Linked DNA regions of Homo sapiens: region 2 is linked to region 1. The links are chromatin contacts, found by Hi-C or POLR2A ChIA-PET in ENCODE. All regions are on one chromosome and are shown on one strand. The core of a region is the stretch at or near the end of the contact, and the rest is flanking DNA. Distances in the headings are between cores, read along the strand shown.

Evidence for each region. A loop is a pair of places that touch in the nucleus more often than their neighbours do. ChIA-PET counts read pairs that join two places held with the same protein, here RNA polymerase II (POLR2A). Pooled maps may share reads with other maps.
Region 2: a pooled map shows a loop between it and region 1 (3-fold over the local background). The contact joins two enhancer-like sites. A Hi-C loop is called at or near these places in 2 of 37 single-sample maps with no recorded cell type and 3 of 50 pooled maps. POLR2A ChIA-PET finds 5 or more read pairs at or near these places in 1 of 52 experiments (GM12878).

The regions. Positions count from the first base shown.
Region 1 is chr5:341,362-346,667 of GRCh38, forward strand. It overlaps AHRR (aryl hydrocarbon receptor repressor), which reads left to right. Exons shown (of 11, transcript NM_001377236.1): 2 at 2,532-2,603. The coding sequence starts at 2,542. PDCD6-AHRR (PDCD6-AHRR readthrough (NMD candidate)) reads left to right here. Exons shown (of 13, transcript NR_165163.2): 4 at 2,532-2,603. Among named protein-coding and RNA genes, the nearest start is that of AHRR, 22 kb to the left of the region's middle. RefSeq lists silencers at 2,406-2,505, 2,546-3,065. Within about 2 kb of position 2,935, at least 4 of the 41 ENCODE cell types and tissues checked have a DNase peak (open chromatin) inside an H3K27ac peak, as active enhancers do.
Region 2 is chr5:1,493,669-1,499,286 of GRCh38, forward strand. LPCAT1 (lysophosphatidylcholine acyltransferase 1) reads right to left here. Exons shown (of 14, transcript NM_024830.5): 3 at 1,032-1,246. It overlaps LOC124901162 (a long non-coding RNA gene), which reads left to right. Exons shown (of 2, transcript XR_007059103.1): 2 at 1-1,851. Among named protein-coding and RNA genes, the nearest start is that of MIR6075, 14 kb to the right of the region's middle. RefSeq lists an enhancer at 269-1,468. Within about 2 kb of position 3,748, at least 6 of the 41 ENCODE cell types and tissues checked have a DNase peak (open chromatin) inside an H3K27ac peak, as active enhancers do.

The DNA.
Region 1 (5,306 bases), core at 1,685-4,184:
TCCTCTCTTTCATTCCTGATATTGGCAATTTGTGTCTTCTCTGTTTCTTGATCAGTATGGCTAGAAGTTTATCAGTTTTGTTGATTTTTTTCAAAGAACCAACTTTTGGTTTAATCACTTTCCTTCCCCTCCCCTCCCCTCCCCTCCTTTCCTTTCCTTTCCTTTTCCTTCTTTTTTTTTTTTTTGACAGAGCCTCACTCTGTCGCCCAGGCTGGAGTGCAGCGGTGTTGGCTCACTGCAACCTCCATCTTCCAGGCTCAAGCAATTCTCCTGCCTCAGTCTCCAGAGTAGCTGGGATTATAGGCATGAGCCACCACGCCCTGCCAATTTTTCTTTATTTTTATGTTTTATCTCTTATCGACTTATTTTTATTATTTCCATTCTTCTGTTCAATTTGGGTTTATCTTCTCTTCTAGTTACTTGTTAGAAGCTTAGATCTTATTTTAGACCTTTTATTTTCTCAAATATAAGCACTTAATGCTATCAGTTTCCATCAAAGTACTGGTTAGCTGCATCCCACAAAGTCTGATATGTTTGCATTTTCATTTTTGTTTAGTTCAAAATATTTTTAAATTTCTTTGTGAATCAAAGAGGCATCTTTGATCCTTGCTTATTTAAAAGTGGGTTGCTTTCCAAATATTTGGAAAATTTCTAGATATCTTTATAGTTTAATTCCATTATGTCAAATAACATACTTTGATTTCTGTTTTTAAAAAAATTGTTAAGGATAGTTTTAAGTCCCAGAATATGGTCTGTCTTGGCGAATGTTACATGTGTAAAAACCAGATACTCTTCGGTTGTTGGATGGAGTGTTTTATAAATTTCCATTAATTCAAGTCTGTTGTCGTTTGGATATTCTGTATCCTTACTGATTTTATTTACTTGTTCTATTGATCACTGAGATAGGAATGTTAATGTCTCCCATGAATTATCCTTTTTGATTTTATTAGTTTTTGCTTCATGTGTTTTGAAGCTCCATTGCTAGGTACATTTACCTTTAGGATTGTCAGATCTTCTTGGAAAATTGACCTCTTTATTATTAAAGAATATACCTTTTTGTCTCTGGTGATATTCCTTGTTCTGAAGTCTTCTTTGTCTGGGACTCATACAGCTGCTTCATTTGATTAACGTTTGCATGTTGTATCTTTTTCTATCCATTTACTTTATCTACCTAAGTCTTTACAGTCCAAGTGGATCCATGACACATTTCTGACATTTTTATGGCACTTTCCACACAAGGTGGATATTGCGTGAGTCTGCCTCCTCTTCCAGGCTACACTCACTTCAGGTCAGGTGAGGGCTCCTTAACTTCCTCCCCAAGGCTTCTGGCCCAGAGCCTGGCACGGGATGGTTACTGCACACAGGTCTGCAGAACGTTTGTGAGGGCTCAGCTGCACCCATTGCAAGGAAAATCAAGATTCTGTGAGAAGAAGGGTGATGCCCTCTCTGAGGTGGGTGGCAGGCAAGCTGACCAGCCTGGGCACAGATACTGGGCTGCTCCTCAGGGGCCCCGCTGGGAGGCACATGCCTGTGTCCAGCACTGTTGGTGGCAGCTGGTGGGTGTAGTCAGCTGGACTCAGGGCGCTGTGAGCTAGTGACTTAAGTGGAATCCCAGGACTGTAGAGTGGAGTAGAATTTTACATAGAAAAGAGGAAGCCTGTTGGCCCAAAGCACAAGGCTATCAAGGGCAGAGATGAGAAGAGCAAGACCTGCCACAAACCGCACAGGGAGATCACACCACAGAGAGGAGATTATGCTGTTGCCCTGCATGCGCTCTTGGGGGTGATGGGATCATGTGGCCCCGTGTGTCCTCTCGGAGTGACAGGAACATGGGACCTGAGTACCCTCTCAGAGGTGACAGAAACACGGGACCCCACATACCTTCTCGGGGTGACAGGAACACGGGACCCCACATACCTTTTCGGGGTGACGTGAACACAGAACCCCACATACCCTCTCAGGGGTGACAGGAACGTGGGACCCCACGTACCTTCTCGGGGTGATGGGAACACGGGACCCGCGTACCCTCTTGGGGGTGACGGGAACACGGGACCCCACATACCTTCTCGGGGGTGACGGGAACACGGGACCCCGCGTACCTTCTCGGGGGTGACGGGAACACGGGATCCCGCGTGACGAGTGTTTGGAGGCTGCAGGCTGCCCAGGCCTTGGCTGCGCCCCGCCCCGCCCGTTCCTGGCTTCCTCGATGGCTTCCTCCTCAGGACGCCGGTCTCCCGCCACGGCGCCCTGAGCCAGGCTCCAGAGCAGGCGGCTTCTCTGGGGGAGGCCGGGACCCGCCTGACACCGAGGGGAGGCCCAGGCGTGACCCGGCCCCGGTGGCTCCTCGGTGCGGGGTGCTGGAGAGCAGGGGTCCCGGGCCAGGGGGTCCCACGAGGAGGAGCAGGAGGTGGGGGCCTCGCGGGGTCGCGGGTGTGGGGGCGCCAGGACCGCGCTGAGGGGCCCGGGGCATCGCGGCGGGAACAGGGCGCACGTGGCGCGTTCCGGTGACCGGGTGCCCCCTTGTCTTCCAGGCCGAGGACGATGATCCCGCCGGGGGAGTGCACGTACGCGGGCCGGAAGCGGAGGAGGCCCCTGCAGAAACAGTAAAGTATCCCGCCTTCTGCTTGTGTGGGTTGTTGCACCCATGGAAGGGGAGGGTTGGGGTTTGCCTTGAAAACGGAGTTTTAGGAACAGGGCGAGCGAGGAAGGCTTCGGGAGCCGGGCGGGCCGGGGCTGAGCTCCGGCGCGGGCGGCGCAGGAGTCGTCTCCCCGCAGCGCCCCGGTGCCCGGAGCCCCCGGCGAGGCTCGTCCCTGCGCCCTCGGGGCCCTGAGCGGTGGAGCGAGGCGGCGGGCACCGTGAGGCGCTGAGGCCAAGGACGCGGGCGGAGCTCCGGGCGGCAGAGGCGGAGGCGGCGGGGCCACGGCAGCTTCCCAGGCTCCGCAGGCGAGACCGCCACCCGCTGGGACGGAGGGTGTGGCACGGCCGGGTGTGTGCGTGTGTGGCGAGGCTATGCGAGGCTGTGTGTCTGCGGGTGGGGAGGGCTGCGGGGGTGTGTGCGGTATGTGTGAGGCTGTGGGGGGCTGTGTGTGGGGTGTGTGTGTGTGAGGCTGTGTGTGCGCGGGGGGAGCTGTGTGTGTGTGGGTGTGTGTGTGTGAGGCTGTGGGGGGCTGTGTGTGGGGTGTGTGTGTGTGAGGCTGTGTGTGCGCGGGGGGAGCTGTGTGTGTGTGGGTGTGTGTGTGTGAGGCTGTGGGGGGCTGTGTGTGGGGTGTGTGTGTGTGAGGCTGTGTGTGCGCGGGGGGAGCTGTGTGTGTGTGGGTGTGTGTGTGTGAGGCTGTGGGGGGCTGTGTGTGGGGTGTGTGTGTGAGGCTGTGTGTGTGCGGGGGGAGCTGTGTGTGTGTGGGTGTGTGTGTGACTGTGCGGGTGTGCGAGGCTGTGTGAGACTGTGTGTGCGGGTGTGTGTGGGGGACTGTAGGGAGCTGTGTGTGTGGGGTGTGTGAGACTGTGCAGGTGTGCAGGTGTGCGAAGCTGTGTGAGACTGCGTGTGCAGGTGTGTGTGGAGGGCTGTGGGGAGCTGTGTGTGGGGGGGGTGTGTGTGTGAGGTTGGGGGCTGTGTGGGGTGTGTGTGAGGCTGTGTGTGGGGAGTGTGAGGCTGTGTGTGTGCGAGGGGGACTATGTGTGTCGGATGATGTCCCTGGCTGTGTGTGGGGATGTGTGTGTGTGTGTGTGTGTGTGTGTCAGATGATGTCCCTGGCTGTGTGTGGGGATGTGTGTGTGTGTGTGTGTGTGTGTGTCGGATGATGTCCCTGGCTGTGTGTGGGGATGTGTGTGTGTGTGTGTGTGTGTGTGTGTGTGTGTCGGATGATGTCCCTGGCTGTGTGTGGGGATGTGTGTGTGGGGAGAGGGGTGGGTGGGTGTGTGTGTCGGATGATGTCCCTGGCTGTGTGTGGGGATGTGTGTGTGTGTGTGTGTGGGGATGTGTGTGTGTGTGTGTCGGATGATGTCCCTGGCTGTGTGTGGGGATGTGTGTGTGTGTCGGATGATGTCCCTGGCTGTGTGTGTGTGTGGGTGTGCGTGTGTGGGTGTGTGTGTGTGTGTGTCGGATGATGTCCCTGGCTGTGTGTGGGGATGTGTGTATGTGGGGGGGAGGGGGTGTGTGTGTCAGATGATGTCTCTGGCTGTGTGTGGGGATGTGTGTGTGGGGATGTGTGGGTGTGTGTGGGTGTGTGGGGGTGTGTCTGTGTGTGTGGGTGTGTGTGTCGGATGATGTCCCCCGCTGCAGGGGCTGTAGGATTCTGTGTAGATTCACAGCAATGCCACCCTCACTGCCCTAACACCTGCTGTGATAATGAGGTAAGGCCCCTTGGCGCCTGGACGTGTCAAATGCTTGGCCTTAGTGTGTGGCCGTGGTGCCTCCAAGCACTGCGGGGCCCCAGGAGGAGCTGGGGCTGGGAAACAAGGGGAGGTAAGGCCTCCCTTGGGAAGGAAGGATCCTGTTTACTGTTTACATCTTGTTTAGGTGTCTTGTTATGGTAAACAGTAAAGAGATCCCATGTCCCGCAGGGAGACCTTACCTTGTCCCTCAAGGCTGCAGTTTGCGGCCAAGGCCTCGCACTCTCTGTGCATCGAACACCAGCATGCAGTAGGCTCAGTGCCCAGGCTGACGCTGGCCCAGCGGTGAGCACATGCGCAAAACCATGCCTGGGGCCAGGCACACAGCCGAGGCCGGGACCAAGGGCTGCAGAAGAAACAGCACAGCCCTGCGCTGCTTGCGAACAAGCTCTAGCGGGGGACGGCAGTAGATACGGATGCTGCAATTCATATATAAAGGGAGGAAACATAAATACGGTGCATGCACATTTTCTAGTTTATTCGTAAAATGTCTCCCGACGGAATCACAGAAAACTTAAAATCAGCTGCCTCCAGGCAGGGAGCCAGCCTGAAGACACTTTCCTCTGAGTTTTGAAATAGGTGAGCACACTAGCTATTCAAAACACCAATACATAAAACGCAAAGGCCCAGAAACTCCTTTCTCAGGTCTTTGCAGTGGAATAAAAACACAATAAAAGCAGGAAATTTCGTTCTGATTCTTCCCCAGACGGCCCCACCACAGGGACTGCATTTGCAGCTGTGTGACAAAGCTATTTCCTCTCCTTATTTAATGTGACAAATACGTCTGCTACCCAAATCTCTCAAGTGCACAGGCTCAGGAGCACATTCCGTCGCCCACCCCCGGGGGACCCAGCTATGGAAGTGTCTCAACCCTTCCTGGCCCCCTACGTGCACCCGGCTTCATCCTTGGCCCCCA
Region 2 (5,618 bases), core at 2,498-4,997, 1.2 Mb after region 1:
AGAGCACCGAGGACAGAGCTCTGGTGGGTCAGGGCTGCGCACAGGTGGGTGAGGGGCCACGCAGGGCTCCCTACAGTCCTCCCAGAGCAGTGGGTCCATGGGATGCGGCCCCCAAAGATGGGTCCACATGCTGACCCTGGAACCTGTGAATGAGGCCTTATTTGGAAAAAGGTTTTTACAGAGGTAACTCGTTAAGGATCTCAAGATGAGAGCATCCTGGATCACCCAATGACTGGTCCTTATAAGAGACTCATAGAGGAGACACTTGGAGGGAGCCAGGCCAGTCGACCACTGAGGCAGAGTCAGAGGGACGCAGCCCCCAGAGGAGGAAGAGGCAGGAAGGGGCCGCACAGGGCCTTCGGCCCAGAGACGCCTTGATTTTGAACATCTGGTCCCCAGATGACGAGAGGGTGAATCTCTGCTGGAGTGAGCCCCCGGCTTTGGGGAGGGGTCATGGCAGCACCAGGTGCTCAGGTCCCTGGTTCACGGCACAGCCGCGGTGCATGGGCAGCCCTGCCGACCTGCTCCCAAAGACTTCCAGAACTGCCATCTGATAAAGGTGAGCCACCCTTGCCAAGCAGACCTGGAGCAAGCACTGTAGCCTGTTATGATAGTGAGGGCACTCAGGTAGCAATAAAAATAACAATTACAACAACGAAAATTACACAGGAAACCCCAACACAGAAAATGGGGCACAAGGCCAATGTGCCCGGCGGTGGGGGCTCGATCACTCCCAGCAGCGTGGTGGGGGGGGGGTCCCTCACTCCCGGTAGGGAGGGTCTCACTCATTTCCAGCAAGTGGGGGTCCCTCATTCCTAGCAGGGAGGGATCTCTCATTCCCAGAAGGGGGGGTCCCTAAAAACCAGCAGGGAGTCCCTCATTGCCAGCAACAGAGGGGGTCTCACTCATTCCCAACAGAGGGGGGACCCTCACTCCCAGCAGGAGGGGAATCTCTTATTCTCAGCAGCAGGGGGATCTCTCACTCCCAGCAGGGCAGGGTCCCTCACTCCCAGCAGGGGTGTCTCACTCACTTCCCCAGATCGGGATGTCTCTGCTCTCTGCCTTCATCACGATGGAGGACATCGTCATGGTCACAGGGATGGCGTCGAAGTAGGACGAGTGAGGCGCGAGCGTGAGGATGGCCGCCTCGGTGGGCAGCGCCTGCCGCCCCTTCACGGCCACCCGGTGGAAGCCGCCGGCGAACCACATGGTGCGCATGATGGCCTTCAGCAGGAAGTCCACAACCCTGCAAAAGAGGGCGCTGCGTCACGCGGGCACACGTCCGCAGTCTCGGAGTCTGTGTGAGGCACAGGGGCGGTCCCACGGGAGAGCCCTCCAGGGCGCAGTCCAGGCCACGGGCTTCCTGTGGTCGCCGCCGCTGGGACATCTGCTTGAGGGAAGAAAAGACGCCGCGCCTTCCTGGCCTCCGCCTGTGTCCTCGCTGGCTGCGCTCTCACCTACGAAGGAGGCCGCGGGGCCCTGTGTGGTGGTCACGGGCCACGCGGCAGGCAGTGCTAAGACAACATGAGACTCCGGAACACAGACAGCACAAGTCCCAGGCCAGAAGACCTCCGGACCTTCATGTTAGCAACTTATTTATCAGCATCCTATCATTTTGAAATGGGAAAAACATTAAAACACCTAAAACGCATATCGCAATATGGGGGGGGGGGCGCTCAGAGCTGAGGGCGGAAGCTGAGACCTGCGTGCGAACTTCCCCATCTCATCTCCACAGGAAGCCCGGGGTTCCCACAACCAGGCGTTGTGTTATTACAGTGAGCTGTTTCTGGAGGAAATTAGATGGCCAATAAATTTGGAAAATAAAGTAAAAATCAGCCTAGGTTAACTGAATTTGTGTACTCTTTATCTCTTTTTAAAATAGGTACAAATTTAGCCTTTTAAATGTGTGTATTCTCTTTCATATGAGGCTACAGATTAGGCTGTTATTCCACACCTCAGGGAATTGACACGCAGCAGACAGCCACGGTGTGTGAGAAGCCACAGGTCAGGCACACAGAGAACATGATTCAGCCTCATGAGAAGCCACGGCTCACTCGGCCACTGGGTTAAGTGGGCGCATCACACTGGGTAAAACTACTGCACAGAGAAACAAGAGCCTGAAGCCTTACTGGATTCACATTGCCCTGGGACAGATGATCCTCCCAGAAGACTTCCAGGACAGGGGTCCCCATGGATCTGAGCCAAGGCGGTTGCTAGGAGGGCACAAAGCCTCCTCTCGTGGGGCCACCTTGGAATGGCCTTTGTGTATGCGATGATAAACAATGGTGTAGTTACACATGGAGATGCTGGGGACCAACCCAGGGTGCTGCTTGTCTAGAGGAGGGGGGATTACACAGGTGTGCACTTCTTCACCACCTGTTCAGCTGCATATTTAAAAATGTACTTTTCTGGCCAGGCATGGTGGCTCACGCCTGTAATCACAGCACTTTGGGAGGCCAAGGCAGGTGGATCACTTGAGGTCAGGAGCTCAAGACCAGCCTGGCCAACATGGTGAAACCCTGTCTCTACTAAAAATACAAAAATTAGCTGGGCATGGTGGCAGGCGTCTGTAATCCCAGCCACTCAGGAGGCTGAGGCAGGAGAACTGCTTGAACCCAAGGGGCGGAGGTTGCAGTGAGCCGAGATTGCGCCACTGCACTCCAGCCTGGGCAACAGAGTGAGACTCCATCTCAAGAAAACTAAACTAAAAAATAAAGATGTACTCTTCTGTGCACATGTTATTTTCCACAAAAAAAAAAAAAAAGTACAAAAACAAAAGCCAAAAGACAGCAATTGATGCCTAAGATGGAAGAAACAAGGCAGCGGCGGAGGGAGAAGCGAGGCTGCAGAGGAGGCTGCGGCGGGCACAGGAGCCAGTCTCGGGCAGGTTCAGGGGCAGGAGAGAGGACAGCAGGAAAAAAGGGATTAAAACCCGGGCGGCCCTTAGAGGAACACACCTGCCAGCCCCGAAATCGAATTGCAGGGACAGACGGTGCTCAGGGGAACTGTACTGGGTGTCGGGGCAGGGAAAAAGCAGCCTCAGCTCTTCTCTAAAGATCTTGGAGGAATTTTATACCCAAACTATCCACATGTGAAAACCCGGACTGCTGGTGTGGATGACAGCCTCAGAGAAAAGCTCCGCTTGCTGTGGGGTTGGGGACCCAGCACCCACTCACCCCAAGGCAAAGGGAGCCAGCACAAGCCCAGGGTGCTCAGGTGCCTGGGCAGCCCATTCCCAGGGGAATGTGAATCAGGAGACAGATCTATCTGCATACACAGGAGCGGGGATCTCCATCAGCACCCCCAGGAAATCCACTCCGTCCTACCGCCCTCACACGGACGACACCCAAGAATCCTGAGACGTGTGAGCAGAGCAGCTGCATGGCAGAGAAGCAGAGGACTGACCCCAAGGAGACAGAAAGGGTGGGCATCAGAAGAGGGGTGCAAAACATCCACCACGCTCGCCAAGAGAGTCTGGAAGAACAGGGCGCTGAGGAGCATCAAAGAACAAGAAAACACTCTCAGAAACCAAGACTGTCACTGTGGAGACAAGCAACTCACAGGAAAGACTGGGAAATGAGGAGGAGGAAATCTCCCAGAACATGCAGGGGGAAAAGGAGGAAGGCCGCTGAGGCCTGCATCTCCTCAAGCCAGCTGGCATGTGGAGGTGGGTGGGGGAAGCCCACACGTCTAAGCGTGAGGGGCAGGCGCAGGCCCCGGCTCTGCAGGTTCCAAATGTTCTGCTGTGAGCAGAGGCAAGAGGCAGAGTGGAGCCGGCCCTGGAGAGGACCTATACACATGTACACAGCCTGAGTGCTGGCTACGGTGCCAGGCCGGTGGGGTAGGGCAAAGGAAGGGGCCCTGGGGCCACGTCTGGCGGGGCTTCAAGGAGGCAAGTCTGGTGATCCACGTGGACTGGCTTAGCTGGGTCAGGGACGGCCCCTGGGTGGCTGGTGGGAGGGCTGTGTTGGGCTGGCAGGTGTGGAGGGGCAGCCCCAGGCTGAGACGCAGGTGGCAGGAGCTGCTGGCTTCTGGGAGACCAGATAAAGTGGTTTGATGCTCAAGTTCAAGCTCCAACCTCCAGGCCAACATACGGGGAGTACCTAGAGTCATCATGGGGATGGCATCCCCAAACTTGGGAACAGGTGTTCCCACACAGAGCATTCAGGAAAGGGCACCATCCATCTGAACCATCCGGTCAGCCAAGGGGCAGCCCCTGGAGGACCTGGCCCAGCTCAGGACTTGGCCCGTGGTCAAGGATTCAGCGCCAGATGGTCGGGTTTTGCAAAACGATGCTACGGTTTTTACAACACTGTGTGTGTTGAAAGTAACCTAAAATAGTGCCTTTTGCGAAACTGTGTCATTCTTTCACTGAAAGCCTAAGATTTTTATTTTAGGAAGGTTTGAATGACACTAACTTACATTCAGCAAAAATGCTTTAACTCAACATCAATCTATTCAAAACTGCAGAGCAGTGCATAACGTGAGCCAACTTAAGTCCCAAACCGACTACGTAATTATTATTCAGCGGTACACTCTGAATCTGCTACTTCAAATTCAGTTTCCTCCTGATCCCTTACGTCCCTAACTACGGTGCTTTTGTGACTAGGTTTCCCCTTGGGGAGTTCAGAATTCAGGGTTTGTTCTCTCTTCTGTTTCCCTTCAAGCACCAAGCCAAGCCCAGGACTGTGCACCAAGGGAGCTTTCATCAGTGCTGCTGAAGGAGACGCCAGGGGCTCCAGGGGTGGGATTCAATGCCAGGCAGCACGGGCAGCTTGAGTGCCCACAAGCATCCGTGCATACTCCCACACATGCACACATTCACACACATACACAGACATCGCTCTCATATATACTCACATGCACACACACACTCATACATATGTACACACATATACTCTCATACACATATGTACATACATCATACATATGTGGACACCTGTACACACGTACACTTGCACATATACACACATACATGTACACAGAGACACAACACTCATACACATGTACATACTGTCATACACGTACATGTATGTGCACACGATACAGACATCCATCCACACATATATACATGCACTCACATGTACACACATGCAACACACACAGGTACACAGCACACACATATACACATGTACACACTCATATACATACTTGCACTGGTGGCTCACATACACACAGTAATGCAACCACATGCCTATGCACGTGTACCTACTCCCGTGCATGCACATACATATGTATGCACACTCACATGCGCATATGTACACACATACACACCCTCTCTGCACACATACACAGAATGATACACAGTGAGTCTCCACAGACCCAGATGCCCAAAGATCTCATGAAGCAGAGGTGACAGAAACCCCAACGTGTCACTGTCACGGGACACTTCACACGTGCATGAGATGTACATATGAAAGCGTCTCTGAAGTACAGCTGCTAGAATAAGAGTCCGTTGTGGTCCATTTATCGCCTGTTGAAGCCAAGTCAATTATTCACAGACAAGAAAAGCCACCAGGGTTAGCATGGGGAAACGGAAAATTGCCCCAAGCCATCTATTTTGAAAAGTGAGAGCCTGTGCTCGCACGGGGCTCCTGCCTCCTGAGACAGAACAGAGG